Regions from separate parts of the Homo sapiens genome. Here region 2 is linked to region 1. The links are chromatin loops, found by intact Hi-C in ENCODE. Cell type or tissue: endothelial cell of umbilical vein. All regions are shown on one strand. Each heading gives the region's core, and the rest is flanking DNA. Links, peaks and the distances in the headings are about the cores only.

Region 1 (10,393 bases), core at 1,865-6,864:
CAAGAGACATGATGGTGGCTTAGATCAGGGCAGGAGCAACAACATATGAGGTGGTAAGATATGAGAGAGGATAAAAGTTAAAGTAACACCATTTCTGATCTATTAAATATGAGTGTCTGTCAGAAAAAGAGAAGTCTAAAATGGCTCCAAGTTTTTATTTTGGCCTAAACAACTGGAAGGGTATTCCCTATGAGCAGCCTTTCAGGGAGGCAGAAAAAAGTTAGACATTGATATACTCTTAAGCATTCAAGTGGAGATGCCAAGTAGACAATGTAGTATGGAAGATGGGTGTCAGAGGCGGGGTGTCATCCGTAGCCATGCATCCAGTATGGTAGCCATTAGTCACACATGGTTATTTAAATTAAAAGGCTTTTGACTTCAACCACACGAGTGCATTTCAAGCACTCAGTAGCCATACGTGGGGCAACTACGGTGGTCACATCCTGGTGGAGATGAGGGGAGATGGAATCAGTGTGTAGTAAAGAACTTGGACTTGGAGCCAGGACAGGGCATCCTGAGTGACAGCAGGGGAGGAAGAGGAGGATACGGATACAGACACAGAGAAACATTTGACAATGGGAGATTGTGTGAGTTCCCTTCTTGTTGGTTGCATTGATAATTTTGTATGGTTGGCTTGAGTGAAGGTCTGGGGAAGCTTGACATGTGGTTGTTTTTGCTTAATACTGGTGACACTTTTATCATCACAGTCTTTTTCTTAAACACATTTTTTTTTCTTGAACACATCCTGCTGTTCACAGCAACATTTAAAAATGTTTTGCAGTGAAACCACAGGCCATGTATGGCTTAGGCTCTAGAATCTGTCTAAAAGGTGAAAGGGGAATATATTTCAAATGTCTGTTGAAAATTTGTCAAACTACTTTTTTAATCAGCAGAACATAAGTCCTAGAAGCTCAAAAGGCAAGAACTAATGTTCTTTTATATTTTCTTTGCGTTTTTATTGGGGATCTGTTCCCCTATGGCAGAAAATATTAGGATCTAGTTTGAATGGGAGGAATGGGGTGATACTAGAAAGTGCAGTTGAGTAAGTTAATTTCTTTCTGTATAGCATTTATACTTAAGCTTGCCCCTACTATGTGCGTATGTGTGTGATGCGACCTCTTTGTACTGCAATACCATTCTGCCTTGTGGGCCTTAGCGCACTGTAACTCTTATGCATTGCACTCACATTGTATTGCCACACAAGTAAATACGGTACAGTGCATAATTTTCTGTGGTACAAGGTCTCTGCATTTTTGTTGCATAAAAAAAAGGCAAAATAAGTGCTACATTTGAAATACTGCTTTAACCGAATATGAAATTGAATTATTAACCAGCATCAGGATCATCTTCTGAATGTAAAACTGCTCTCACAATTCTAGTTTGACCATGAATAAAACTGTAAAGTTTCTGTATTTACTTAATATCAGATGAAAACATTAACAGAAACACTGCAGGAAAGCATACTATTTATTCAAAAATACTGTGGAAATAAGGAAAGCATAGTATTTATTCAACATGTGTGAAATGTTGTGTTAAGTTGAACACAGGGTTCCAAGAACAGCTGTATGACTTAGCTGCGAAAGTTAAAAAAAAAAAAAAAAAAAAAGCAAAGACTAGAAAGATCTTCAAAATAAAAGACTCCTAAGACTTTGATTTCAAGATTTTTTTTTATTGGCAACTGATAACTGGGCATTTGTTCATGTAATGGTACTACCTGTTGTGTTTTGTATTGATTTGGTTTTGGATGGGGGAACACAGATCCATCTATTAACATTTGATTATTTCTAGGAGGCATCGAGATTTGTTTTGTTGCTCTACAAACTGATGTGTACACCATGGAATCTTAAGAGTTAGTCATAATACTCCTGGAGACATTTAAGCCAGTAGCAAAATAGAAGTCATTTTGTACCATCCTAAAGAGTGATCTGGTGAAATGAAGGGCCTTGAACAGCTGCCACCCACCAAACTCTAATGGAGGTGGGATCCCACCCGAGGGAGACAGAGCCAGGGGTTCCTATTTTTTAACTGGCAATCAGCTTTGCCTCTTGGGCATGAATGCCCAGTTCTAGTGGTAAAGAATTTTCCACAAGATTCATGGAGTGGGAAAGAACCAGCTATTTATATTCATGCTTTCAGCTTGGAAAAGAAAAAAGAAGAAAGAGGAGTAGTTAAGAGGGCATTAAGAAGGCAGACAGATGCTTTTCCTACATCAAAAACAAGGTGATACATTGCATTGTGTAGGCACATTTTGGTTGGTGGCTTTACTTAAGCTCAGTCCCTAGTCACTTGTGTGATCTTGCACAAGTTCTTTCTCTCCAGTTTTTTTTTTTTTCAATGAAAATATAGGCAGCTACATTATAGAGTTGTTAGAAGAATGTTTTATGATGCATTAAGAATGGCTGCAGAGTGCTTGGCACTTGGGAAGTGCCCAATATGTGATTGCTCTTATTTTAGTAGTCAGACTTTATGGGATCAGATTTATCCTAAGTTGTTGCCTTTTTGGAGGTTAAGTCTATTCTAATGCATGTATTCCAATTGCTGATTCTGAACATGTTTCTTTTCTTCTTATCTGCTCATCCTAGCACACAGTTAACAAATTCTCTTTGGGAAAATTTTCTATGGAAAGTATATTGGAAACACATTTGGATTCTGAAGTTGATGATAGCAACTCTAAGTGGGGGTATTCTGTGGGTTTTGGAGTGTTTCCCTTGTTTCAACTTCCACTAGCACCCAGGAGAGAGCTTGTAAATTGTGACCTAGGATAGATCATAAAAATATATATATGTAGATTCAGTTTTAACTATTTTCTGTAGGGTACGACTATGTGTGTTCACCATGCTAGGTTTTTAAGTTAGGGTTTAGACCCAACAGTATAACCTTTCTTTCTTCTTTATGATACATATATGTGTGTGAGTGTGTGTGTGTATGTATGTGTTTGTGTATACGTTATGGGCTTATGGCAAATGTCAATCGTGTTTTGCTCTTTAGCATCTACCTAAATCACAGTTTTGATAACATGAAGGGACACATTTTAAAGTGTCCTGGGAAAGCTTTAAGTCAACATAAAACATACTTGGGAACAATGAAGTATACCAATGTTAAGGTCAAAATGTCATGTAAATATCTTTAAAATGTTCAGTAAGATTTCTGGAATTCCAGGGTCTGACCTGTATCTTGATCTCTGATTTTTATCTTACACTGTCCAGATTCTGATGCAAGGCAAAAATCCAGGGATAGCTTGGAAGTATGCACTTCCCAAGGTCATGAATGGAACTCCACCAGCCACAAAAAGACCTGCCTATACCTGGAGTATCGTGCAGTCAGAGTGCTCCGTCTCCTGTGGTGGAGGTAGATGATTTTCTCATTCTGTCTCCAAAGTCTGTCTCTCTTAAAACAGGTTCTTTCACTCCAGGCGTCTTTAACATAATATGGTTTAAATAAGCCACCCAAGAACTGTCTTTTATGAGAACCATCACCATAAAAGCAAATATTATGGCATTAGTTAAGGGTTTTCCTATGTGGTAAGGAATCAACTCTCACAAAGCTCAAATCAACCACAACCAAGGCTCAAAAGTTACACATCTAAAACTTATGGGAAAAACATATAAAATATATTGAATTATTTACAAATAGAAGCATATTTATATTATATATATATGTTTAATTTTCAGCTTTTAGTTTCCGCCAGTCTTGGCTTTTCTGTCATTATTAACCTTCCATTTGGAAGTTATAAAAGCTAGGGTCAAGGCAAGTGAGGACGCATACATGGCAAACTTAAGATGTCTATCTGAAACATGGATATCCCCTCAGGGGTAAGGTCAGCAAAGGTTCTCTCACTAGAGGAATGGATTAAATCTGAGACAACCCTTGCAAGGAAGGAACAACAGCAACCATCTACTGGGTGAGTAGAAGGAAGGCGTTTTATTTAGATGTGAACAATGTCACATATTTGGGGGTTAAACCATTGTCACACTTGCTCATTTGGGAGGAAGAACAAGTGCCCAAAATAAGTTCCTGAAACCACAGCATGAATGTTGGTCTCTCATTTCCTATTATTCAGAGCACCTGGTGACAGTGAGACTTCCTACTGGTTCCATCCCACTAAGCATAATAAGGCTTAGAATCAGAGACAGAGCAAAGATACAGAAAATGAAGAAATTCTTATGTCTGAAAGGCCTATCTGTAGGTCCATGCTAATTAACAAAGTATGAAAAAATACTTTTTTAGGATACATATATAAAATAATTAAAAGGTAATACATTTTCTAGTAATACCCATTTTAAAAGCAATGGGCTATTAAGAAGAAAGGTAATCCCCATAATTTGTAAACAGGCAATAGCCAATGTTAATATTTTGATCTATATCATTTGTTTCCCTAGGCACATGTAAGCAAACATGTGTTTGACAGACTCACATACCGTGAGTATCATTTTGTATCCCTCTGTACTGAAATCATGTTATAGACATCTCTTCACACTGTTTCATTTAGTCACAGATTATGAGGTCTTTCTCATATCCAGTGTTTCTTGAGAACATTTCCAATAGCTTTCTGGTATTCCAGGGAGAGCACAGTGCCTTGGGAAGGAGAGAAGTTTGATTTGCTTTCCACTTACAGAATCTAAATCCAGCCAAGAGGAGGATGCAGAGGAAGCCAGTTGTGAAATTCTCGCCTTGCCCTGCCTTAGCAACCCCTTCGCATGACTCACAGACCCTGGTGTGTCCTGTGTCCAAGAGAAAAAGAATTCAGATGAATAAGTCCTATTAAAGTCAACGGTTAACTTCAAGGAATGTTGATTTTTTGTTTTTGTTATTTTTTCTTGAGATAGGATCTCACTCTGTCACCCAGGCTGGAATGCAGTAGCACAATTACGGCTCACTGCTGCCTCGACCTCTGGGGCTCAAGCCATCCTCCTACCTCACCGTCCTAAGTAGCTTGGACTGCAGGTGCCTGCCACTATGCCTGGCCCGTTTTTTTCTTTTTTATAGAGATGGGGTTTTGCCATGTTGCCCAGGCTGGTGTCAAACTCCTGGCCTCAAGCAGTCCGCCTTCCTTGACCTCCCAAAGTGCTGGGATTATCAGTGTGAGCCATCGTGCCCGGCCTTGATGTGGTTTTCGTAAGTGCCTCCTGAAAGCAAACCTGCTTCAGCCCCAGGAGCTGGACTAACTGCTAATCATTATAGCAGGAGTGACTTATTCTTTCTCAGATTATATTTGAAGACAAAGTTCCAATGTAAATAAAAAACACAATTCAAAGGGGAGGCAGCATCTCTATTTGGGGAACTAAAAAATACAATTATTCACACATTTTTAAAAAAATATATGCCCCTGATAAGAAGTCCTGAAATTAATGTTGAAAGCAAGGCAGTGGGATGCCACTAAGGAAGCAAAAGCAGAGGCCGGGTGCAGTGGCTCATGACTATAATACCAGCACTTTGGGGGCTGAGGCCGGTGAATCACTGAGGTCAGGAGTTCAAGACCAGCCTGACTAACATGGCCGTCTCTACTAAAAATACAAAAATTAGCTGGGTATGGTGTCACACACCTGTAATCCCAGGTATCTGGGAGGCTGAGGCAGGAGAATCGCTTGAACCCGGGAGGCAGAGGTTGCAGTGAGCCAAGATCACGCCACTGCACTCCAGCCTGGGCGACAGAATGAGACTCCATCTCAAAAAAAAAAAAAAAAAAAAAAAAAAGCAAAAGCAGAGCCCTGGCTGATAGGTTTTAATACATATTTAGTGAGTTCTACTCTTTGCTTTTATGTGCCCCATGCTCTTAAGAAGTATGAGATATTTCATGTTAAGGCAAAATCTTAGGGTTTCCATATATAACTCACGAATGGTTTTTCTTTGAAGAACATTAATCTGATAATAAAGTTTGCCTGGGATGTTACCCTTTATAGTCATTCTGTTTTCAAAAGGTTGTATTTATCAATTTATGGTTCTAGTATCCACATCAGTCTTGAAAACCAATAATCTACATGTTACAATTATTAAAATATAAAATATATTATTTTAGGGAGGGGAATGGAATTCAAATTAGTTGCAAATTTCATCAAAAGGAAGCGTTCCACAAAATATTTGGATTCCATATCTGAAATAAAATATCACAATGCTGGTAAATCAGAAGCTAAACTTAGAACCAAATTGAAATAATAATCTGTAATTTTCACTTTGTCACTTCTGATGTCTTACCAGGTTACATAAATGTAAAGGCCATTTGCTTGCGAGATCAAAATACTCAAGTCAATTCCTCATTCTGCAGTGCAAAAACCAAGCCAGTAACTGAGCCCAAAATCTGCAACGCTTTCTCCTGCCCGGCTTAGTAAGTCATTTGGAAGTGTCTTTTTGTTTAGTTTTGTACTTGTATGCCTTCATTGTTGTTATGAGATGATGAAAGCTCACTGTGAATACTGCTAATGGAAAGTGATTCAAAGGTAGACGCAATACTTTAAAAAGTAATAGAAGATGATGAGCTAGGCATGGTGGCACGTGTGTGGTCCTAGCTACTTGGGAGGCTGAAGAGGGAAGATCAGTAGAACCCAGGAGTTCCAGGCTCCAGTGAGTCATGATTGTGCCACTTACATATTAGCCTGGGTGAAAGAGTGAGATCTTGTCTCTAAAAGAAATTTTTTTAAAAAAGATGGTTGAAGTTTACATTTGAGTTGAAAAATACAAATTTACTTTTGGTACTCACTTGACTTTGGCTTGATAGCCAGGAATAAATTTACTGGCTATTTAAAAGCAAGCTTGCTTGGGATATGAAGACCTCTTTTTTTTTGGAGGGGAGGAGGAACAAGGAGTCTCACTCTGTTGCCCAGGCTGGAGTACAGTGGCCTCATGATAGCTCACTGCCACCTCTGCCTACTGGATTCAAGCAATTATTGTGCCTCAGCCACCTTAGTAGCTGGGATTACAGGTGCACGTCACCACACCTAGCTAATTGTTGTATTTTTAGTAGAGACGGGGTTTTGCCATGTTGGCCAGGCTGGCCTCAAGTGATCTGCCTGTTTTCAGCATCCCAAAGTTCTGGCATTACAGGCGTGAGGTGCTTTTTTCTTTTAACCTTTGCATAGGGATTCCTCTTCTCTGAATGGAATCAGACAGATATTTAAATAACACAGAATCCTAAATTAGTTCAATTTGCGTGCGGTTGTGTGCCTAACTTTTTTGTAAATGGTCCAAGAATTTAAAAATCATAATATTATGCGGGCCATGAAACCCCAAATGCAAAATTACACAGTAGCAAGACACAAAATAAAAAGAATGGGGTATAGGCCAAGTGGTAACTCCACCGCTGATGATGGCAGCCTTGGAGGGGCTCAGTGAGTTTGTTCTTGGATTGACTTTAGCCACACTATTGTTTGAAGACTAATTTTAAGTAATCTTCCCAGTTAAAGGGAGTCTCTTTCATGTGATTTATCTTCTGCCAAATATATTTATATAAAATGGATGGGAGTTTCTTCTAAAGCAGTGTTGCATTCACCAATGTTTTAGATCATCTTCATAAGTAGTGTTTGGTTTGTGGTGATGCAATCGTATTACACAATCTTTATATATAAAGATGTGCGTATATGTGTGTGTATATATATATACACACACACACTTTTTTTTTTCTTGTAAATAATAGTGCATTTGTCATAATCTGAGGCTGAGGCAGGAGAATCACTTGAGCCTGGGAGGCAGAGGTTGCAGTGAGCTGAGATCGAGCCATTGCACTCCAGCCTGGGCAACAAGAGCAAGACTCCATCTCAAAAACAAAAAAAGTTTCAATTGATAACCGTTCAAATATATACCAAGTCTCAGACAGATAGCTATTAAAAAAAAACTGGTCTGGCAAATTTTAAAGAAAATGAAGGTAGGTATTTAACCTATCACTAAATTCAGGTGTAATCAGAAAAGTAATTTGGGGAAGTACCCACTTAAAAATATCCTCTGTGAGACCTTCTCTAAATGTACCCCTCTCTCCTGCACAAACCTCCCTCTCTTTCTCTCTCATTGATGACTGTTCCATGAGCCTCCTCATTGTATTTTATGTTGACTTCCATTGCAGCACTTATCAGAAAGTACTGTCTTTATTTGTTCACATATCCACCTCTTTACTGTGTTATAGGCTCCTTAATGGAAAGAAGGCTGCTGCCTTAATTTTTCTAATCCTAATGCTTAGGAGAGTCCCTGACACATAGTTAAAATCCCAACAAATTTGGCTCAATGAATTGTGCAGATTTTAAAGTGGCATGTATTTCTTCTCATGCAGAGGCGGGAGTATATTTGTAGAACTGTGGGATGATTAAATGTGATTATTTATATCTCAATCACATTAGTATAAGCCTCTGGATCCCTCAAAGAACAATTAGAATAACTTATCTTATTGGTTCTGAAATTGATTCATGGCTTCCATAGGTGGTTTACCTTTCACAGTAACTGCTTTGGAAGTTATCATACAAAGTTTGGCTTCATTGGTAATGTTTGTTTTGCACTGAAAGCTGGATGCCAGGTGAATGGAGTACATGCAGCAAGGCCTGTGCTGGAGGCCAGCAGAGCCGAAAGATCCAGTGTGTGCAAAAGAAGCCCTTCCAAAAGGAGGAAGCAGTGTTGCATTCTCTCTGTCCAGTGAGCACACCCACTCAGGTCCAAGCCTGCAACAGCCATGCCTGCCCTCCACAATGGAGCCTTGGACCCTGGTCTCAGGTAACAGGAGAAAACTTGGGAGTTACTATTCTCGGTCCCCATGAAGGCAAAAGTAGAGGTGTCTTTGCTCTCCACTGGGCTCTTGGCAGTTTACATGTTCATGGAAATCACCCTGAGTTCATGTGCCTGGGAATCTGCATTTTAACTAATGTTCTTTAGGAAATCTGAAGTTTTGGCACCCCTCTCCCAGAGCTTAGAATCCTCCTTAGAGGAACAGAAATTGGAGTGTGGGGGCCATTTAGGCCAGACTCGTGAGCACAGCTAGAAAGGATTCCAGTATCAGAAGACTGGCTACTGAATTCTCCAAAGCAAATGGGAAACGCAAATACAAAGAATGAAGCATCGAAGAGATATTTAACTCTTGCTTCAATGGGAAAGAGGTAAAGTTAGAAGAATACAGAGAAAAGTAGGGCATAAAGTTTGCTATGGTCACAAATTCCCAGTGAAAGCCATAAAATTTTAAAGTTAGAAGGGACAGAGAGCTACCTTGTCGTTCACAGCTCAGAATTCCCTCTAAAGCAAAGGTTCTCAACCGTGGGTAAGTTTGCCTACCAGGAGACATTTTGATGTCACAACTTGGGGAGATGAGTGCTCCTGGCATCTAGTGGGTAGAGGTGAATGTCCTACACAGCCCAGGCCAGCTCCTCACCACAAAGAATTATCTGATCCAAAATGTCAGTGGTGCTGAAGGGAAGAAGCCCTTCCCTACAGCTTCCCTTGCAGATGATAGCTCAACCACTGCTCAATCACTGCTGGCAAACAAATTATGGGGAAGAATGAAAAAACGGCAAGAGTTTTACCACCTGAACCATGGGGCCAGGTAGCAGCCACTGATGACAGTTCTTCTGTGTTTTCCTTTAGCGTATATTACATGCTGGAGGGTGCTGCTTTCTGATTAATTTCAGCAATACACTACCAGAGGTCAGAGTAGGGCTTTATTTTTTAATGTTAGGACATATCTGTTAGCACAAGGGTCCCCAACCCCCAGGTCATGAACAAGTACCTGTTTGTGGTCTGTAAGGAACTGGGCTGCCCAGCAGGAGATGAGCAGCAGGCCAGCATCACAGACTAAACTCCACCTCCTGTCAAATCAGTGGCAGCGTTAGGTTCTCAGAGGAGTTTGAACCCTGTTGTGAACTGCACAGGTGACGGATCTAGGATGCATGTTACTTATGAGAATCTCATGCGTGATGATCTGAGGTGGAACAGTTTTATCCCCAAAGCACCACCCTGCCCGTCCATGGAAATACAGTGTTCTGCAAAAGCCGACCCTGGTGCCAAAGAAATTGGAGACTGATACGTTAGGGAATTAGGGGTCAGGAGGGAGAGAGAATATTTTTGAGCTTGTTTAGGGGTTCTTTCAAATGAGAGAATATATTCCTTTATAGCAGAGGGTAAATCTAAATAGTACATGGTGTTGAGTCTAGTCTCTTTCTTTGCAGTTAGCAATATAATTTACAGAAAGAATTCAAATAATTGTTTTAGCCAGATATGTATGGTGGGTAATGGGAATGGGGGTGGTTAAGTAGATCTCGTAAAAAGAGCTTTAGTTCATGGAGTTTATCCCACCTTTCACAGGAATATATTTAGTGTGTTGTTTTTTTTTTTAATGTGGCTACTGAAACCTAATGGGAATGCAAATAGAACTTTTTTGTCTTCTCAAGTGTTCCAAGACCTGTGGACGAGGGGTGAGGAAGCGTGAACT
Region 2 (10,393 bases), core at 3,401-8,400, 100 kb before region 1:
TTTTTGTGTTTTTAAAGTTTAATCTAGAGTATGCTTGGTATATCATATAGTAAATCTGTGTCTCTCTGATGACTAAAGAAGTTGAGCAAATTTTTCACATTTACTGGACATTTAGATATCCTCTTTTGTCAAATATCTCCCTAAGTTTTTTGCCATTTTTCTATTAGATTTTTCTGGGTATGGCATCTCTTTGGATAATAGTATTTTCTTGTACATCCTGGTATGCCTTTTTATCCTTTTAATGGCTTTTTAATAATGAATCACTTTTTAAATTTTAATTTCTCGCAATTTATCAGTCTCTGGCTTCCTGTATTAAAATGCTTTCTTACATCCAAGATCATGAAAATATTTTCCAATGTAAAATTCTATAAGTTATATTTATTTGCCTTTACATTTAGTTTATAATCTGCTTGGAATTGAGTTTTTGGATGATAGGAAATGCAGGTCTAGCTACCATTTTCTCCCAATTGGAAATTCACCTGATACAGCATTTTATCAGAAAGACACTACAGGCACACTACATTGCTAGCTGATACTTGTCATAGGTGATTGTGTATGTGTTGGTTTGTTTCTGAGTTCTGTATTTTATTTCACTTTTTAAAAAAGTCTTTATTCTAATACCACACCTTATTAATTATGGTAGCTTTGTAACATGTCTTACACGTATTTAGGAGTATAAGTCCCTCATCTTTGTACTTTTGGATTGTCGTGACTATATTGTGTTCTTTGCATTTTAGCGTTAGTTTGCCAATTTCTACCAAAATTCTGCTGGGGTATTTATTTGGACTGCATTGAATTTACAGGCTAATATTTATGTTATTGCTTTTCCGTCTATGAACATGGTACATCTAATTTGGTTAAGTCTTAAATTCTTTTCAGTGGTGTTTTGTAGTTTTCATTATAGAGATCTTGCTCATTCTTAGATTGTTATTCGTGCCTGTTTGATATTTTTATGCTATTTAAAATGGAATAATTGTATTTATTTTCTAATTTTCTGCTACAGATAGGTATAAATAAAGTTGATTTTTGTATATAGACTCTTATTAAGAACACTCTCACTTATCAATTGTAGAAGTTTACTTATAAATTCCTTTCTCTTCAATTTTTATTTAGATTCAGGAGGTATATATGTGCAGGTTTGTTACATGAGTGTTTTGCATGATGTTGAGGTCTGGGGTATGAATAATCCTGTCACCCAGGTAGTGAGCAGAGTACCCAATAGGTAGTTTTTCAGCCCTTTCTCTTCTCCCTTCCTCTCCCTTCTAGTAATCCCCAGTGTCTAATTTTCCTACTTTATATCCATATATACCCAATGTTTAGCTCCCCCTTGTGAGAACATGCAGTATTTGGCTTTCTGTTTCTTTGTTAATTTGCTTAGGATAATGGTGTCCAGTTGCATTCATGTTGCTGCAAAAAAAATGATATTCTTTTTTATGGCTGTGTGTGTATGTACAAAATTTTATTTGTCCAGTTCACTATTGATGGGCTTTTAGGTTGATTCTGCGTCTTTGCTATTGTGTATAGTGCCGTGATGAACATATGAGTGCGTGTGTCTTTTTGGTAGAATGATTTATTTTCCTTTGGGTATATACCTGGTAATGTTATAAATTCTTTTCAGTTTTCTTAATATACAATCATGTTTCCTATGAATAATGACAGTCCTCCCCTTCCCCCAATCTTCATGGATTTATTTGTTTATTTATTTATTGTTTATTGTAGTGTCAAGGACCTCAAGTGTGGTGATAATTACAAGTGATAAAAGCAAGCATCTTTGTTTCAATCGTGATCTTGGAGGGCAAGATTTTATTTCACTATTATACATGATGTTAACTGTGGGTTTCTTTTGAGATACCCTCTATCAGATTGATGATAACACCTTTTATTTGTAATTCTCTAATAATTTATACCTATACATTATATTTTCAGCATCTATTTTGACCATATGATTTTTCTCTTTTTTTCCTCAGTAAATGGATTGGTTTTCCAAATGTTAAGCCAGCTTTGGCTTTCTGGTATAAAACTTACTTGGTTATGATGTAGTGTCACTTTTAGTCATTGCTAGATTTCATTTGTAAATTTTTAAGATTTCACATCTGTATGTTTGTGAGAAAATTTGGTCTGTAATTTTACTGTTGTACCCTTGTCAGGTTTGGGTATCAAAGTTAGACTACCTTCATAAAGTGAATTGAAAAATGTGGATTTTTTTTCTACTGCTTGCTTTGGGTTTAATATTTCTTTCATTTTCTTACATAGATTATTAGATCGTCACTTTCTCATCTTCCAACCCTGATATATTTGGAAGTAGGATCTGTGAGAGTGTAGTGAAGGTTAAATGAGGTCATAAAGAAGGGGCTCTAATCTGATAGGACCAGTGTGTCTTTATAAGAAGAGGGAGAGATACCAGAGATCTCCTTCTCTACCATGTGAGGAAACAGTGAAAAGGTGACCATCTGTAACCTAGGAAGTCAGCCCTCATCAGGAACCATAGTGGCCAGAGCTTCGATATTAGACTTTTTAGCCTCCAGAACTGTAAGAAAATAACTTTCTGTTGTATAAGCCACATGGTGTATGGTATTTTGTTAGGAAAGTCCTGGCAGACAATACAAGAGGTTAATCACTCAAGATCTCCCATCTATTAAAGCAGAGGAATAACTTTTGTAGGCTTAATACTGCTTTCTCACTTAGGAAAAGTTGAAATTAAGAACACACAGGAAGGGATCATTTCCTAAGGTTTATGTCCTCAACATCAAATTGAGTTGAAACTTGACTACAGGCCATCTGCTCATTCAAAGCATTACAATAAATCTGTCCTATTGATGATCAAAATGAGAGCTGAATTGGATGCAGGATTGGACATTGCAAGCTGTTCTCCCAAGTGGGATGGAAAGGTGCTCGAGGTATTGAAAAGGATTCTGCTGTTTCAGTTTGATTTTCATTCAGGATTGAAAAATTTTGAATGCAGTTGACCATGAGCTCCCTGTCTGGACATGAATTTGGATCCACTTAGCTGTCAACATGTGTCTGAGGAGTCCACATTTTCTCTCCCAGTCCCAGCCCAGGGGTGGCCAAGTGCTGCTTCAAGACAAATGCTCCCTTTGTCTGGATTTTAATGTCACCTTTAGTCAGAGCTGATCTGCCCAAAATCACTCTGAATTTTTTCCTCACCAGTGGCTAAGGTAATTAACAGCAGTGCTAAAAACATTCCCCCGCTCTGGGGGCTCTGGCCTTGTTAATTAAGACACTGTTCAAACATCCTTTTCAGCAAAAATTCTTCTGTGATACTCCCAGACTGTGTTAAGGATTCATGCTTTGAGCTCTTGGGGCTTATCTTTGTCATCATGCTGCACTGCAGTTACCAGTTTACTTGGCCATCTTCCTAGTAGATAAGGAACTTCTTGAGGATAGAGAGTGATTATTCTCATCTTTGCAGCTTCAGAGCCTAGCATAGAATCAGTCACCTTAGACGCAAAGGATCACAGAGTGCACTCTGTGAGAAATACATTAGAAAACAAGATGGACAGAATGACGTGGTTTGGGTTTAGGGAAGTTATATCCTTTCATTACACAAACAGAACAGACAAAACAGTCCAGCACTGTTAACTACTCCATCTACTATGTATTTGAGAGTCAAATTATGTTTGCTCTTATTTCCAGTGTTGATTCTTAGATGACATTTAGCCCCATAGTAAATTTTCTAAGATTTCCTTTCTTCTTTCTTGTAATTTTATTATGGCCATTGGTTCTGCAGACTTATAGAGAAGAACTTATAGAGAAATCCTAGGTATGTATGATTATATAGTACAGTGGAATTGAGGTTTGCACTCAAAATCTGTTTCCCCCCTAAATCTAATTTTTTGTGACCCTGAAAAGGTATCCTCCAAATCTATTTGCTTGTTGCCCTGAAAAGTTCCACCTTCCCTTTGGTCATAGGCATCTATTGGCTTGTGGAGTTTGATAATTGTTTTAGCAGAAATGCAGAAGTCAGTTCAAGCTCTTGATTTATTCATTCACGTTTTTTTGCTCCTCCACCTCCTCCTCTTCCTCCTGTTAGGAGACACAGTTGTCTTTAAAGGGCAAAGCTTTTTGTTTCACAAGAATTACCTTCTGAAGAATTTTCATATTGTACTCTGCAGAAAGCAGAGGAAAAGGGAGGAAGGGAGGAAGGGAGGACGGTAGGGAGGGAGGGAGGGAGGGAGGGAGGAAGGGTGGGTTGCTTCCAGTTTAAAACTCCAATTGTCATTCAGATCTCTGCTCCAAGGTCACACTCTTAGGAAAGCCTTCCTTCCCAGCCAACCCTCTTCTCCAACTAGATTCACTCAAGTCCCTTTGTTTTGTACTTGCATGGCATCGTGTCCCTTCCTTTCAAGTTACTTATTTGAAATTGTGTGATTCCTTGGTTATTTGTCTCTCACTAGACTGTAAGTGCTGTGAGGAGGGCTGTGTCTGATTTTTCCCAGCATCTCTGATGTATATGAATATTCAACATATCTATTTTGAATGAATGAATGACTCAGTCTCCCCTAACAGATAGTAAACTGGCTGAGACACACAGGTCATTTAGATGTTGTTCAGAGGACCTGACTAAGCCATCAACAGGCTCTATTCCAGGCAGAGGGGCAGAGATATTCAGAGGGCAGGGAACTATTACTATTGACTTTTAACTACATTGGTCCCTAAACCTTCTCTCCTCCCATTCTCTGATTTTCTATCTTTTCATGTCATATCATAGTGGGATGTGTAGTGAGTTAGAAGCACAGAGTCTGAGGATAGATAATCTTGAGTTCAAATACTGGCTCTGCCACTTGATAAAATTGTTGTGACATTGAGAAAGTTGCTTACTCTTCATACTGCCTACCTCCAAATTTCATTATGTGGATTAAATGAGGTGACTTAAAGGATGCTCAATAAGTGCTGGTCGTTATTATTAACAATTAGCCTAAGGATAAAAAAATTCTTTCTGGACTAATGGTACTAACACTTTCTTAATAATTAATTATTTTCTTTCCCACTTATCTATATGACCCTGGGTAAGTCATTTGACCTCTTTGTGCATCAGTTGCCTTAACTACAAATTTGACATTATTATCTGTCACATCGTTATAGTGAGTATGAAATTGCATTAACACAAGTACAAATGTTTAAACAGTACTTGGCACATAATAAGCGGTTAATATAGTGGCTACTGTTTGTTGTAATTTATGGTAATGGTGAAAAATTATTAATAATGTATCACCATGTGATTGCTGTCCGGCAGTTGCTCCATGTGTATTTGAGAGAGGTTGTGTTTCAGTGACATTTGGGGCATTTCCCATGAGGAAGCTGGACACAAAGGTAAAAAATTCAGGGCATTCAACCTTGGCTGGAGTTCTTGGTCTTGAGCCAGGTACCTTTTAAAAAGGCAGAGAGTTAGAATAATTTTGTAAAGATGAGACCTGGAAGTCAAAACTTTGCTTTTTGGAGGCCAACAGTGCTCATCCAGCCTTCACTTTGTTTTGTGAAAATGTATTTTCTATCATTAGTCTTTAATTATTCAAGTTGATCAAATGAGGGAAGGGAAGGCATGTAAATAAATCTTCTACTTAAAGTTATTTTTAAAAGTTATTTACATTCTGCCTAAATGTGGGACTTAAATTTGCTCGCAGAGTTGAAATCCCCATTAGTGATCTCGGCCACCGCTTACAAGTAGATTCAGTTTTTTCCTTCTCAACCTCAAATGCTCCAGGCCCCACCCAGGGATTTGCAGGAGCCTGGAAAAGCCCTCTCTATGTTAGAACCTAACACACGTAGAAGGGTGTTCCAGGACTATCGGGATAACAGACATTGCTGGCCCCTAGGCCTGCTTCCAGAAGAGGACAGGAGTGCTCAGAGGTGGAGGGACTGGACATCTGCCAGTGGAATATTCCTTTCACTGGGCAGGAAGCAAGTGATGGGTCATATTTTGTGCTGCAGCAGGAAACTTAGGAAATTGAGTATCTCATTATATAACTAAAGTTCTTTGTATACCTGTGTGTTTGCAACGGTTCTAGAAGGAGACCGAGTGTATTAGTCAGCGTTCCGTAGAAAAACAGAACCCATAGGACATACAATTAGGTAGGTAGGTAGCTAGGGAACTTATTATAGGGATTGGCTCGTGCCACTATGGAAGCTGAAAATTTCCACAATATGCTGTCTGCAAACTAGAGAACCAGAAAAGATAGTGATGTGATTTGACCTGAGTCCGAACACCTGAAACCCAAGGGAGCCAAAGGTGTAACTCTTACTCCAAGGCTGACAGCCTGAGAATGTGGGGGCTGCTGATGTAAGTCCTAAACTACAGAAGTCCAAGAACCTGGAGTGTGGATGTCCTAGGGCAGAAGAAGATGGATATCCTTGCTCAAGAAAAGAGAGCGAGAGAGAGATCAAATTCATCCTTCCTCTTCATTTTCGTTCTGTCTAGACCCTCAAGAAATTAGATGATGCTTCTCTGTGTCAGTGAGGGTGAATCCTCTTTAGTCTACTGATTCCCATGCTTTCTCTTCCTTAAATGCCCTCATAGACACACCCAGAAATAACATTTACCAGCTATCTGAGAATCCCTTAGCCCAGTCAATTTGATACATAAAGTTCATCTTCACACAGAACTTGTCAATTCTAGTGTAGAGATGGAGAGCATACTACAGTGACTGAGGCTCTGCAGCCAGAATTCCAAACCTGGCTTCACCATTTGGTGACTGTGGGATTTGGGCAAATTATTTAAATGTTCTGTGCCTTCCTTTCTATATCTCTGAAATGGAATCAGTAATATCATCCATTTCAAAGGAATGATGAATTAATTTCAGTAAAGGTCTGAAAATGGCATCTAGTACACAGTAAACATATTTGCTATTATCTTGGATTATTGTGGCTTGATTTATGTTACAATTTGGTTTCTTTCTTTCTTTTGTTGTTGTTGTTATTGTTGTTGTTTTGAGATGGAGTTTAGCTGTTTTGCCCAGGCTGGAGTGAAGTGGTATGATCTCGGCTCACCGCAACCTCTGTCCCTGGGTTCAAGCAATTCTCCTGCCTCAGACTCCTGAGTAGCTGGTATTATAGGCACCCGCCACCACGCCTGGCTAATTTTGTATTTTTAGTAGAGACGTGGTTTCTCCATGTTGGCCAGGCTGGTCTCAAACTCCTGACCTCAGGTGATCCACCCACCTCAGCCTCCCAAAGTGCTAGAATTACAGGCCTGAGCCACCATGCCTGGCAATTTGGTTTCTTTCAAAATAGAGCCTGAGATAAGAATTTTGGGTGCAGGTAGTTTATTTGGGAGGTGATCCCAGGAAGCAGAAGTGAGCAGACAGAGAGAATGAGATAAGGAAGGAACAACAGCAGTATAAGAATGCTTTCTAGAGGATTCTTCTGAGGGCACTGTGAGTTAAATTCTGCCATAATCTCTTAAGAACCACAGAGAGGCCAGGCGTGGTGGCTCACTCCTGTAATCCCAGCACTTTGGGAGGCCGAGGCAGGCGGATCACGAGGTCAGGAGATCGAGACCACGGTGAAACCCTGTCTCTACTAAAAATACAAAAAATTAGCCGGGTGCGGTGACGGGCGCCTGTAGTCCCAGCTACTTAGGAGGCTGAGGCAGGAGAATGGCGTGAACCCGGGAGGCGGAGCTTGCAGTGAGCTGAGATTGCACCACTGCGCTCCAGCCTGGGCGACAGAGCGAGACTCCGTCTCAAAAAAAAAAAAAACAAAACACACACACACACACACACACACAGACACACACACACACACACACACACACACACAATTCCCCCTGAAATAGGATGTTCACTGGGTTCTACCCTCCATTAATCAGGGGTAGTCCCAGGGGTCTTAACTCACTCCATCCCCAAAGGATGGCTGGAGGCTAAGTAGACTCTGGGATAGAAGAAAAGCATGGGGAACAGGTGCGAAGATATGTAATGCTGGCTCTAGGTGGGATGTGGTCTGCTGGAGGCAAGGCTGAGCTTAGCCTGAACTGTCTACTGCAGCTGGAGCTGAGATGTGAGGAGCCTATAGGGAATGGGTATAAGACCATGGAGGTCTTCTATGAGACCCCAAATTGGGGGGTAGATTTTCAAGTATGCAGGGTCAGAGATTCCATTTTAAATTGTATTAGCTTATTTGAGATATCTGGCTATGGGGCGTTGATTAACCAGTGCCACCATAGAGTTCTTGATCCTTGAAAGCCTTTTTGCTTATTTTAAAGAGCCCATACCTGGCAAGATGTTCATATAAGCCACTCTCTTCCTAAAGATAGACTCCTATAGGATTCCAGATTGTACAGACAAAGCTATCTGTAATTAGTTTATACTAGAGACTATTACTTAGGGACATTACAGTTATAGTTGTAAATATCATCATTAGTAGGAGTGGTAGTAGCAGCAGCAGTAGTGGTAATCAAGTCATGGTTGCATCCTGAATATAAGTCATGGTTGCATCCTGAATAGTAGCTATTGACATGTTTTGAATGCTTAGTGTAACCAAGGCATTTTACTACTTTGTGCTCGGCAGCATATTACTTGCAGCCCCAGACAACTCTATGAAGTGTATAGTGTTTTCTTCTCCATTTCTCGATTGAAACAGCAAAAGGTCAGGGTGATTAAGCAACTTTCTAGAACCCTAATACTAGCAAGTAGTAGTAGAGTCTCTTAATGAAAAGAAACAAAAGACATCACTTAGTTTTATCTTCTAGGGTAGGGAAACAACAACATAAAAACTTAAGTCAGAACTCCTCTAGCTTCTCTGAGGCTTTCTTTTAAGAGATAAATGCTTCATTCACCTGAATTTAAGTGAAAAAGAAGTGTCTAGTTCTAACTCTGGGGGATTGAGGTGCTAAGTGATGTCAGAAGGACTTGGTGTCTCTCCATCTCTCTGGCCTACTTTCCTCCTTGTCTGCTTCATCCTCACCATCCCCCACTGCCTGAAGTGGTACCTAGCCTTACTACCTATCAGTTAACAGTTTCAGACCAAAGACAGCAATGTGCACAGCGCTGGTGCCTTGGCTGGGATTGAGATAGCCTCATCTCTAAGCCTGAGTAAAGTGGCATCCCCCACACCTGGTGGTGGGTCTAGCTTCTAGCTGAATCACATGGAATGAAAGTGGGGTGGGAGGCATTTCCCACAAAGGATTGTTCCTTTTGGCCTGCAAGAAAAGATAGCAGTCAGGTCAGGATGCTGATGGCCACTGAACAGGATCATGTCAGTTCTATTTCTACATACCTAAGTAAATTATTTTTTGTATTTTCAACATCTCCCTGCAGCAGCTACCCTATGACGGTTTTTCTCATCCCACCCAAACATCTAGGTGCATATTTTCAGTCTTCTCTCTCTTTAGGTCTTAAACTTACACTTCTTAACACAGTTTCATCTGTTTTCTACCTACAACAGTAGCTGTCAACCATGGAGAATTTTGTACCCCAGGGGGTATTCAGCAGTGGCTAGAGTTATTTTAGGTTATCATATTTCGGGGTGTGTACTAAGGTCATCAAGTGGGTAGAGGCCAGGAATGCTGCTAAACTTCCTGTAATGAATGCACTGACAGCCCCCAACCCCCAACAGCAAAGACTTACCTGACCCAAAATGTCAACAGTGCAGAGACTGAGAAACCGTGATCTAGACCAATGCCTTAAAATGGTCGTTACCAAAGTTATCACAGCCTCCTCGTTGCAAAGGTGGTGGGTTGCTCTCAGGCTTTAGGTTATCTGACTTTTCTGAAGTGTCTGGCAGCTTTGATCACTGCCTTCTGGAAGCCCTCCGTTTCTCTGTCGTGTGTGATTGTTATACCACTCCCTGGGGTTCCTGCTCTTCTCTCTCTCTTTCTCTTTCTCTCTTTATTTATTTTTGTTGTTGTTGTTGTTGTTGTTGTTGTTTTTGAGACAGAGTGTCTCTCTGTTTCTCAGGCTGTAGTGCAGTGGCGTGATCTTGGCTCACTGCAACCTCTGCCTCTCAGGTTCAAGTGATTCTTCTGCCTCAGGCTCCCAAGCAGCTGGGATTACAGGCATGCATCACCACATCCGGCTAATTTTTGTATTTTTAGTAGAGACGATATTTCATCATGTTGGCCAGGCTGGTCTTGAACTCCTAACCTCAGGTGATCTGCCTGCCTCGGCCTCCCAAAGTGCTGGGATTATAGGTGTGAGCCACCATGCCCGGCCCTTCCTCTTCTTTAGATTACTTCTTCCTGATTTCTTACCCTTACCATCCTTTATATTGGGTGTCCCAAACTCAAATCCTAAGGTCAGGGAGGATACACAAGTAGGTAAAGCAATTTTGCTGTACATAGGACAACACAGAGGACCCTGTGGCAGACAGGGACAGGAGGCTACATCTCAGTAGGGAAGGTGCTTACTGTCTTCAGTTTTTCAGGATCAAGGTCCAAGTG

The links. Peaks named below come from ENCODE experiments on the same cell type or tissue, not always from the same donor. Only the 100,000 strongest peaks of a DNase experiment are listed, where the experiment ranks them.
Region 2: a loop joins it to region 1, with 3 times the contacts of the local background. A loop is called at or near these places in 2 of 110 quality-filtered maps.

Annotation. Positions count from the first base shown.
Region 1 is chr16:77,293,218-77,303,610 of GRCh38, reverse strand. It overlaps ADAMTS18 (ADAM metallopeptidase with thrombospondin type 1 motif 18), which reads left to right. Exons shown (of 23, transcript NM_199355.4): 17 at 3,207-3,348; 18 at 6,196-6,322; 19 at 8,484-8,688; 20 at 10,353-10,393. It overlaps LOC124903727 (a long non-coding RNA gene), which reads right to left. Exons shown (of 2, transcript XR_007065122.1): 2 at 1,649-4,721. Among named protein-coding and RNA genes, the nearest start is that of SYCE1L, 99 kb to the right of the region's middle. RefSeq lists an enhancer at 998-1,167. In endothelial cell of umbilical vein, for the core only: no CTCF peak of the experiment used is centred there; DNase peaks (open chromatin) are centred at 4,690 and 5,400; H3K27ac peaks cover 4,732 bases.
Region 2 is chr16:77,397,808-77,408,200 of GRCh38, reverse strand. The region is part of intron 3 of ADAMTS18 (ADAM metallopeptidase with thrombospondin type 1 motif 18); the gene reads left to right. Among named protein-coding and RNA genes, the nearest start is that of ADAMTS18, 32 kb to the left of the region's middle. In endothelial cell of umbilical vein, for the core only: no CTCF peak of the experiment used is centred there; DNase peaks (open chromatin) are centred at 5,340 and 5,830; H3K27ac peaks cover 600 bases.